Regions from separate parts of the Homo sapiens genome. Here region 2 is linked to region 1. The links are chromatin contacts, found by Hi-C or POLR2A ChIA-PET in ENCODE. All regions are on one chromosome and are shown on one strand. The core of a region is the stretch at or near the end of the contact, and the rest is flanking DNA. Distances in the headings are between cores, read along the strand shown. Region 1 holds the start of ACTN3 (actinin alpha 3). Region 2 holds the start of RIN1 (Ras and Rab interactor 1).

Region 1 (5,365 bases), core at 2,042-4,541:
GTCTTCCCATTTGTGTAATTAAAGGATCAGAATCTATGATGTCTCAGGTCTTTCTTCTTCCAGCCTGGCAGGATTCTTGGATTCAGAGCATCCCCACACCACAAAGCAGATACTCCTGGGAGGTGGCCCTGGGAGCCATTTGGAATTCTTCCCCTCAGCCACCTTTCCTTCCTCAGACCAGCTTGCCAGATGCCCTGGGAGCTGGACATGGAAGATGATGCGTTAAATACTTGAGGGGCTGTCATTGCTAAGGAAAGGGAGTGAGCTTCCCATCACTGGAGGTATGTAAGTAGACACTGAGTACAACTTGATGGGAACCTAAGCACTGAATAGGGCAGTTAGATTTCCCACAGTTCCCTCCAACCCTGGAGTCTAAGATGCTTTGAGTTTGGAAAGGGCAGGGGGATAGGCAGGTCTGGGTGGTGCCAAACATGACTCTTTTTTTTTTTTTTTTTTTTTTTGGAGACAGAGTTTCGCGCTTGTTGCCCAGACTGGAGTGCAATGGTGCGATCTCTACTCACTGCAACCTCTGCCTCCCTGGTTCAAGCGATTCTCCTGCCTCAGCCTCCCAAGTAGCTGGGATTACAGGCATGCGTCGCCACGCCCTGCTAATTTTGTATTTTTAGTAGAGATGGGGTTTCTCCATATTGGTCAGGCTGATCTTGAATTTACAACCTCAGGTGATCCGCCCCCCTCCGTCTCCCAAAGTGCTGGGATTACAGGCATGAGCCACCACTCCCAGCCCAAACAAGACTCTTAATGAGATGTGGTTCCTGCCCTAAGGGAGCTCACAGTCCATCCAAGAGTCATTTTGGTCTGAGAAGCGCTGTAAGAGGTTGCCGAGGAATTTATGGGAGGGACGCTGCGGATCAGGGTCCCCTCTTGGGGAAGGCGAGTATTTGATCAGAGCTGTGATGGGCAGGAATTATTCAGGAAGGGAAGGGCAGGCAAGGGCATTTCAGGCAGGGGCTGCCATGCAGGCAAGTGCTCGGTGGCTGTGAGAAACACTTGCTACATTTGTCAGACTACAAGGATCTGGGCACTGCTGGAATGGAGCTGGGATTGTTGGGGTATAAGTGGTGAGAGGCAGGCCGGAGGGGCAGCAGGAGCCAGGTCATGTGTGATCTTGGGTGCTAAGCTGGGGAGTTAAAATTTGATCCGGAGGGCAACAGAGAGTCAGGGAAGCCTCAGGCAGGAGGGAGGTGGGCAGAACTGTCCATGCTGGTTGCAGAGTGGAGATGAATGGCTTGGCGTGGCAGAAGGCAGAAGTGAGGACGCAGTCACTGGGATCAGGGCAAGAGAGGAAGGGTGTCAGTGTGGGGGACAAGGCAGGATTGGATGGATGAGACAGAAATGTTGGAATGTAAGCTCCCATGGCAGGGGCTTTATTTTGTCTGCTGCCGAATTCCAGCACCTGAAACAGCGCTGGCACATGGTAAGACATCAGGTGGGAGGAGGCAGCGTGCTGCTCCAAGACTGTGTGAAGGAAGCCCTTGGATGGAGGAGTCACTGGGGAGAAAGGGAGCATAGAGCAACAGGGAGGGGTCAGGGCTAAAGCTGAGCACAAGGATGTTTATTACCACCTTGCAATAAACAACGCTGGACAAGAAAGAAATGAGCCAAATGTCCAACTACAAGGGATGCTGATTGATTTTCAGATCCTCTATGCTGTGCCAGCCATTGAATGAGTAGATGATGAGATGGTGACTGCAAGTTGGGATGAACAGATGTTCCTGATAATTTGTTAGGTGACAAAGGCAAGTTACAGACTGGCACGTGTCATATGGGGGGCACGCAGACCTGGATCTCGGAGAGGCCCGGGTGGGTGGGGGTAGGGATAGGAGATGTTGCAGAACAGGTGGCAGCTGGAGCCAAGGACAGGGATGACACCACCGGGAAATTGCCAAACCTGGGACTGCAGCCGTGCTTGGAGACAGGTGCAGGGGGAGCCTAAGGGGAGGCCTGTCACCCGGGGCACCCCAGCCGAGTCAGCGGAGCCTCTCGGCCCTTGGGGTCATCTCCTGTCATCTAACCCAGCAGAAGTACTCTGATTCTAAATTCTGGGACTCTCAGGTCATTTAAATTCCACTGAGTACCCCAGTACCCTGCCCTCTCCTGGAGTCATACAGTGTTGGCACACGCTGAGCAGGGTCCAATGGCCTCATAGTGCCCTCCTGGTTACCCCTGGCCTGCCACTCTCCAAAGTATTCTCCCTCTGGCCTGGATCATTTTCCCTTTGGGAACCCAGGTGTCCTGCCCCCTCTACTTGGGAAAGTCTGGGAGTGAAAATAGCTCAGGGAGGGAGGGGCCCTGAGTGCCCAACGGGCTGGGCCTGGGTAGCAGCTGCCCCTGTGCCCCTCTTTGGCGCCCCCGAGGTGCTGCCTCAGCACTAAGTGTCCATCTGGCTGGAGAGTCAGGTTACAGCGTAAGGGGACCCAGGTCTCCCCTCCTCCCCGACCTATGGCCTTTTCAGCAGACTCAGGGCCCCATGCCTGGGGTATCTTGGGAAAGAATGGGGGTAGGGAAAAGGGTAAAGATCCTCAGGTTGCGGGGGTCCTGATGTCTGACAGTCTGTGATGTGGGGCCTGTCTGTGCTCTTTCTGGGCTTCAGTTTCTTCAATTGTTAAATGAGATACAGCGACTATGGACCCCACCCTGGAGACGAGGTGGGGTGGGGTCTGAGAGGACCCTTCTCACTACCCCCACACTCCCAAGTCCACTAGTTGCCTGACTGCAAGCCTTCAGGGTGGGGTCTGGGAATATTTAACTAGAAGAAGATTCTTCTTTCTGAACCCCCCCTAACTTGGATCTCCTGGGGTTTGCCCAGCCTGTTTTCAGCAGCAGAAGTGGGGCAGTGGGCCCAGGGGAATGAACCCTGGTGGGGGTGGGGAGCCCAGAAACTCTCTTGTCATTTTAAACCCCTCTTGAGGGCTCCCAGCCCTCTCCTCCAGCCCTGGGGACAGCAGGCAGCTGATGGGCAGAGCCTGGGCTGGGGATTAGCACTCTAGGTTAAAGACAAGCTCTGCCCCTGCACTGCTGAGATGCCCAGGACAAACAGCCCGGCCTCTCAGGCCTCGGTTTTGCTGTCAGGAAATGGGCGAGCACTCACTTTCCGCTGCTGCTTCTCCCAGGCCGGGTCCAGCAGCAGGTCGCGGTCCCAGTCCTCCTCCTGTTCCATGTACTCGCCGCCCCCGCCGCCGCCCGCAAAGCGCCCCTCCCCGGCCCCCAGACCCTCGGGCTGCATAACCATCATCATCTCGATCGGGCTCCTGGCTTCGCTCCGCTCGGCACGCTCTCGGACACCCGGGCCCCATTAAGTAGGGCCCAGCCCAGCCCCAGATCGAATTCGCACTAAATATGGGGGAGGAGGGAGGGGCCGGATGGGGGTGAAGGAGCTCGGGTTGGACCTGGCAAGGGGTTGTCCTGAAGCCGGGAACTGCGGGACTCGGGGGCGCCGGGGTGGATCTCGCGGCGGAGATCCTGGGTTTGCATTCCTGCTCCGCTGCTGGGGCGCTGTGTGACCTTGAGAAATCCACGGGACCTCTCTGAGTCTGTTTACTCCTCTCCACAATAGAAAGGCCGATAATAATAGTGGCCGCGGGCCGCTCTAGAGGCTGCCCTCTGGAGCTCCTCGTGAGCCTCTTCCAGCACCTCGCTGGTGGGACACAGAGCCCTATCCCCATTTCACAGTCAGGAACACAGAGGCGCCGAGCTGTTTTGCATGTTTTCTGGGGTGATGGAGACACCCGGGCATGGGGAACGGCTCTGAGCCAGCTGGATGGGCTGCGGCAGGGCTATTAATATCGGGGCGGCTGTGGGGAGTAGGGGAGAATGTGCTGAGCCGGGAAACCCCGACACCACCCCGGCTGCAACTCAATCCCCCGGGCACTCCTGGCCCCCGCGCCAGCGGGCGGGGCTCCGACGGGATGGGAGGAGCCTCCAGGGTGGGCGGGTCAATCACTCCGCGGCGTTATCCGGGCTCCAGCGCCGCGGGATTCCGAGCGCCTCCACTGCTGGTCCGTTGGCCAGATCAACTCGCCGCGTGGGCCGGCCGTTCCCTGAGAGTCTGAGCGCTCGCCGCACCCCCTTCCGAGCTTCTATTGGCCGTAGCAGACGTCCGTCTGCCGCTATCTCCGCCCCAATACGGAAGCGGCCTAGTCCTCCGGCTCCGACAGCTGGGTGTCCAGGCCATGGGGCAGCCCTGGGCGGCTGGGAGCACGGACGGGGCGCCCGCGCAGCTGCCTCTCGTGCTCACCGCGCTGTGGGCCGCGGCCGTGGGCCTGGAGCTGGCTTACGTGCTGGTGCTCGGTCCCGGGCCGCCGCCGCTGGGACCCCTGGCCCGGGCCTTGCAGCTGGCGCTGGCCGCCTTCCAGCTGCTCAACCTGCTGGGCAACGTGGGGCTCTTCCTGCGCTCGGATCCCAGCATCCGTGGCGTGATGCTGGCCGGCCGCGGTCTGGGCCAGGGCTGGGCGTGAGTGGGGTGCGGGATCGGGCGGGGAGAAGTGGGAGCCTTGGACAGGGGGGAGGGGCCCCAAGACCTGAGATGTTAGAACCGGGTTACATTAGGATCCAGGTTGTTAGAATCAGACATTTTTTTAGAACCTGGGATGGAAGAGCTAGAATTGAGTGTTATTTATTTACTCGCAAATACTTATTGGGAGCCTACTAGGTGCAAGGTTTTGTTACAGGGACGAAGGGTACAATAGAACAAATTCCTGATTTGAGGGGGGTGCAGATGAGAAACTAGAGGAATAATAAGCAAATCATATAGAATGCTAGAAGGTGATAGTAGTTTGGAAACAAGAAGTAGAGCAGGGTAAAGGGGTTGCAAGTTTCAATATTAAATAGGTGGTTAGGCCGGGTGCGTTGGCTCACATCTGTAATCCCAGCACTTTGGGAGGCCGAGGCCGGCGGATCACTTAAGGTCAGAAGTTTACCAGCCTAGCCAACGTGGTGAAACCCCGTCTCTACTAAAAATATAAAAAAATTAGTCGGGCATGGCGGCACGTGCCTGTAATCTCAGCTACTGGGGAGGCTGAGGCAAGAGAATTGTTTGAACCTGGGAGGCGGAGGTTGCAGTGAGCCGAGATCGAGCCACTGCACTCCAGCCTGGGTGACAGAGCAAGACTCCCTCCGTCTCAAATAAATAAATACATAAATAAACAGGTGGTAAATTCTCATCACAAAAATATGAGTGTTTGAGGTAATGGCTATCCTAATTAGCTTGATTTATTCCAAGCTGTACTGATAAATCATAACATCACTTGGTATCCCATAAGTATATACAACTGGAATTTGTCAATTTATAATTAGAAAAAAAAATTACACCAGGTACAGGCTCTACACACACATTTTATGCCAGGCA
Region 2 (3,766 bases), core at 1-2,500, 210 kb after region 1:
GTGGCCGTGGAGCTGACCTGACCAGGCAAGGCTGCTGTCTCCATCCCTGAGCCGCCTGCCACCTCCCACTCCTGAAGATCCATCTCTTGGGGCTCCCCTGACAGAGAAGACAGCCGAAGTCAAAGCCACATCCTCTTGCTGATGTTGGATGCAGGCTGTCCGGCCTCAGGGCCAGGGAGCCAGTTTCCACTGTGCGGGAACTCTGAGTCAGACGTGATTATCTGGGGGTCTGTCCACCCTGGCTGGATCTGGAGGCAAGATGCCAGGCCCCCCAGGTGTTCTCAGGGCAGTTCTTGGTGTCTGCTTCTCAGATTCCAAGGACTGGAATTAAAACCTTTCCTGGGACTCTGGCGTGCCCTGTGTGTGTGTGTGATTTACCTTGCAAGAGAATCAGGGCTCCCGTGGGGAGCACCTGAACCAGGCCGACTTCTAGGGTGCCTGCAGATTGCCACTCCTCACACTACCCAGCAGAGGCTAGAGCACTGTGCGTGGGGCCAGGCTGGGGAGGGGGAGGTGGGCGCTGGGCTGCCTGGCGCTGGGCAGAGTCAACATATGGCACCGGGAGAGTGCCTCGGCGGGGAGGGTGGATGCGTGTGCTTGGAGCCTGGGTCATGTCTGCACCTGTCCCAGTTGCCTGGCAGATTGGCAAGGCAGGCTGGCAGAGCCTGCGTGCGTGGGAGGCAGCCGGCAGCACCGCCATGTGCTGACGACCTCACAGCCAGACTCCCCCTGGTTAGCACTGAGTGTCAGAACCACCCCCAGAACCTCAGTTAAGCAAATAGGTTGGTTTCCATGGAGACATGGCATATTTTCTCCATGGCAACCTAAAATCCTAAAACCCAGGTTCAGGAATGAGTCATCTATGGACAGTAGAGGGTGCTCTCCCACAAGGCTGACCTGAGGCCAGGGGCAGATGAGCAACTGACCACAGAGCCAAAGGTGCCCCCAGAGCATGGCTGGGGCCTGTGGGGACTGAGGCCGCTTAACCACTTCCCGCCCACGTGTGCAATGTGAGTAGCTGGTGAGGCTGCAGGAGGCCGTGTGTGGAGGTGGCATCCCCCAGCTGGGGCCCTCAGAGCAGGGCTAGCATGGAGGGGACCCCTGACCCCCAAAGCAGGGTCCAGAACAGAGGAGGCGGGCACTGGCCAGGCAGGGTGGACACACAAGAGTTAACTGGCGGGTGTGACAGGCGGACCGCCCTCAGGAAGTGTTACTCACTGGGGATGTGCGTGCCTTGCCTTGGGACTGGATTCTCTTCCTGAAGCGAAGGAGCTCCCAGCCATGGAAAGCCCTGGAGAGTCAGGCGCGGGCTCTCCTGGAGCCCCCAGCCCGTCCAGCTTCACTACTGGGCACCTGGCGAGAGAAAAGTTAGTGAAGTTGGCAGGGCAGCCAGGTGGGGCAGGGAGGGGCTGCGAGAGGAGGGCCTATCCGGGGATAGAGAAAGTGGGAAACCCGGGAGTGGGGAAGAGGAGAGCAAGGGTCCCAGCCCCTGGCTCCCTGCTCAGATCTGGGTGCCTGCCCCCAGGCCAGCCCAGGACCCACTGTATGACGTGCCCAATGCCAGCGGCGGGCAGGCAGGCGGGCCGCAGCGGCCGGGGCGCGTTGTGAGCCTGCGGGAGCGCCTGCTGCTCACCCGGCCCGTGTGGCTGCAGCTGCAAGCCAACGCAGCGGCCGCACTGCACATGCTGAGGACCGAGCCCCCGGGGGTGAGTCTTGCCCCACACTCCAGGGACTGGCCAGCCAGGGGTGGGAGGGAGAGGGATGGGACGCCAAGGTCCTGAGCTGCCTGAGCCCTATCCACTTGCAGACGTTCCTCGTGCGGAAATCTAACACCCGCCAGTGCCAGGCCCTGTGCATGCGGTTGCCTGAAGCCAGTGGCCCCTCCTTCGTCTCCAGCCACTACATCCTGGAGAGCCCTGGCGGTGAGGGGCTGGCCTGGCGGGAAGGGGCTGGAAGCAGGGAGGTTCCCCAGAGAAGCACCTCACTTCCCTCCTCTCTCAGGCGTCTCCTTGGAGGGCTCGGAGCTCATGTTCCCAGACCTAGTCCAGCTCATCTGTGCCTACTGCCACACCCGGTGAGTCTGCCCGCAGGGTGCCTGGTGTCCACGGGCCCTGCTCCTTGGGACAGCCCATCCTTCCCGCCCTCTTCGGCCCTCACTCCCTTCTGCTCCCCTCTCTGGCCTCAGGGACATCCTTCTCCTCCCGCTGCAGCTCCCCAGAGCCATCCACCACGCAGCCACTCACAAAGAGCTGGAGGCCATCTCCCATCTGGGCATTGGTAAGGGCTTCCTGCCACCCATTGCACAGATGAACAAGCTGAGGCCGAGGGGAAGGCAAGGCTCGCAGCACACCGCCCGAAGCCCCTGCCTTGCCTTGGTTGGGAAACTTCCCCTAACCAGTCCCGGAGGCCCCAGTCGGTTTCTTGTTCCCTAGAGTTCTGGAGCTCCTCCCTCAACATCAAGGCTCAGCGGGGCCCGGCTGGAGGCCCAGTGTTGCCCCAGCTGAAGGCCCGGTCCCCTCAAGAGCTGGACCAGGGCACCGGAGCCGCCTTGTGCTTCTTCAACCCCCTGTTCCCGGGGGACCTAGGGCCCACCAAGCGGGAGAAATTCAAGAGAAGCTTCAAAGTGCGCGTGTCCACAGAGACCTCCAGCCCCCTGTCTCCACCTGCCGTGCCACCTCCCCCCGTCCCCGTGCTGCCAGGGGCAGTCCCCAGCCAGACAGAGCGGCTGCCCCCTTGCCAGCTGCTACGGAGGGAGAGCTCAGTGGGGTACCGCGTGCCAGCAGGCAGTGGCCCTAGCCTTCCGCCTATGCCCTCCCTCCAAGAGGTGGACTGCGGCTCCCCCAGCAGCTCCGAGGAGGAGGGGGTGCCAGGGTCCCGGGGGAGCCCAGCGACCTCACCCCACCTGGGCCGCCGACGACCTCTGCTTCGGTCCATGAGCGCCGCCTTCTGCTCCCTACTGGCACCGGAGCGGCAGGTGGGCCGGGCTGCGGCAGCACTGATGCAGGACCGACACACAGCCGCGGGCCAGCTGGTGCAGGACCTACTGACCCAGGTGCGGGCTGGGCCCGAGCCCCAGGAGCTGCAGGGCATCCGTCAGGCGCTGAGCCGGGCCCGGGCCATGCTGAGTGCGGAGCTGGGCCCTGAGAAGCTGCTGTCGCCTAAGAGGCTGGGTGAGGCTCCGTCTCTCCATAGCTCCAGCACTGCCCCATCCGACCCTCTGCTCCCCTCCACAGCGCCAGCCTGTCTGATTCTGTTCTGCTGCTTTACAAATCCATCTTGTCTTACCACTGTTCGAGAGAGTTCCATCCCCTCTCTCCCCCAACTCTTCCGTCTCACCCAGGCTACCTCCTCCTGCTTTCCTTGCCTCTCCTCCCCGATTCTACCCCTGCTCCCTTCTCCCCTTGCCTCTGCCCCCCATACCCCCAGTCTTCCCCTGACCCCTCCCTGTCCCTCCGGCAGAACATGTCCTGGAGAAGTCATTGCATTGCTCTGTGCTCAAGCCTCTCCGGCCCATCCTGGCAGCCCGCCTGCGGCGCCGGCTTGCCGCAGACGGCTCCCTGGGCCGCCTAGCTGAGGGCCTCCGCCTGGCCCGGGCCCAGGGCCCCGGAGCCTTCGGGTCCCACCTGAGCCTGCCCTCCCCAGTAGAGTTGGAGCAAGTGCGCCAGAAGCTGCTGCAGCTGCTCCGCACCTACTCACCCAGCGCCCAGGTCAAGCGGCTCCTGCAGGCCTGCAAGCTGCTCTACATGGCCCTGAGGACCCAGGAAGG

Evidence for each region. Hi-C counts contacts between places; a loop is a spot of excess contacts on that map. ChIA-PET counts read pairs that join two places held with the same protein, here RNA polymerase II (POLR2A). Pooled maps may share reads with other maps.
Region 2: a pooled map shows a loop between it and region 1 (4-fold over the local background). The contact joins the promoter of RIN1 here to the promoter of ACTN3 in region 1. A Hi-C loop is called at or near these places in 1 of 37 single-sample maps with no recorded cell type and 6 of 50 pooled maps. POLR2A ChIA-PET finds 5 or more read pairs at or near these places in 2 of 52 experiments (IMR-90 and OCI-LY7).

Annotation. Positions count from the first base shown.
Region 1 is chr11:66,544,829-66,550,193 of GRCh38, reverse strand. It overlaps ACTN3 (actinin alpha 3), which reads right to left and starts at 3,291. Exons shown (of 21, transcript NM_001104.4): 1 at 3,110-3,291. The coding sequence starts at 3,256. It overlaps ZDHHC24 (zDHHC palmitoyltransferase 24), which reads left to right and starts at 4,146. Exons shown (of 3, transcript NM_207340.3): 1 at 4,146-4,471. The coding sequence starts at 4,191. RefSeq lists silencers at 682-976, 3,844-3,973, 4,154-4,393 and enhancers at 3,544-3,593, 3,664-3,723, 4,872-4,981.
Region 2 is chr11:66,333,918-66,337,683 of GRCh38, reverse strand. It overlaps RIN1 (Ras and Rab interactor 1), which reads left to right and starts at 1,250. Exons shown (of 10, transcript NM_004292.3): 1 at 1,250-1,367; 2 at 1,526-1,706; 3 at 1,808-1,922; 4 at 2,002-2,074; 5 at 2,186-2,277; 6 at 2,433-3,170; 7 at 3,460-3,765. The coding sequence starts at 1,282. BRMS1 (BRMS1 transcriptional repressor and anoikis regulator) reads left to right here. Exons shown (of 10, transcript NM_015399.4): 10 at 1-345. RefSeq lists an enhancer at 1-770.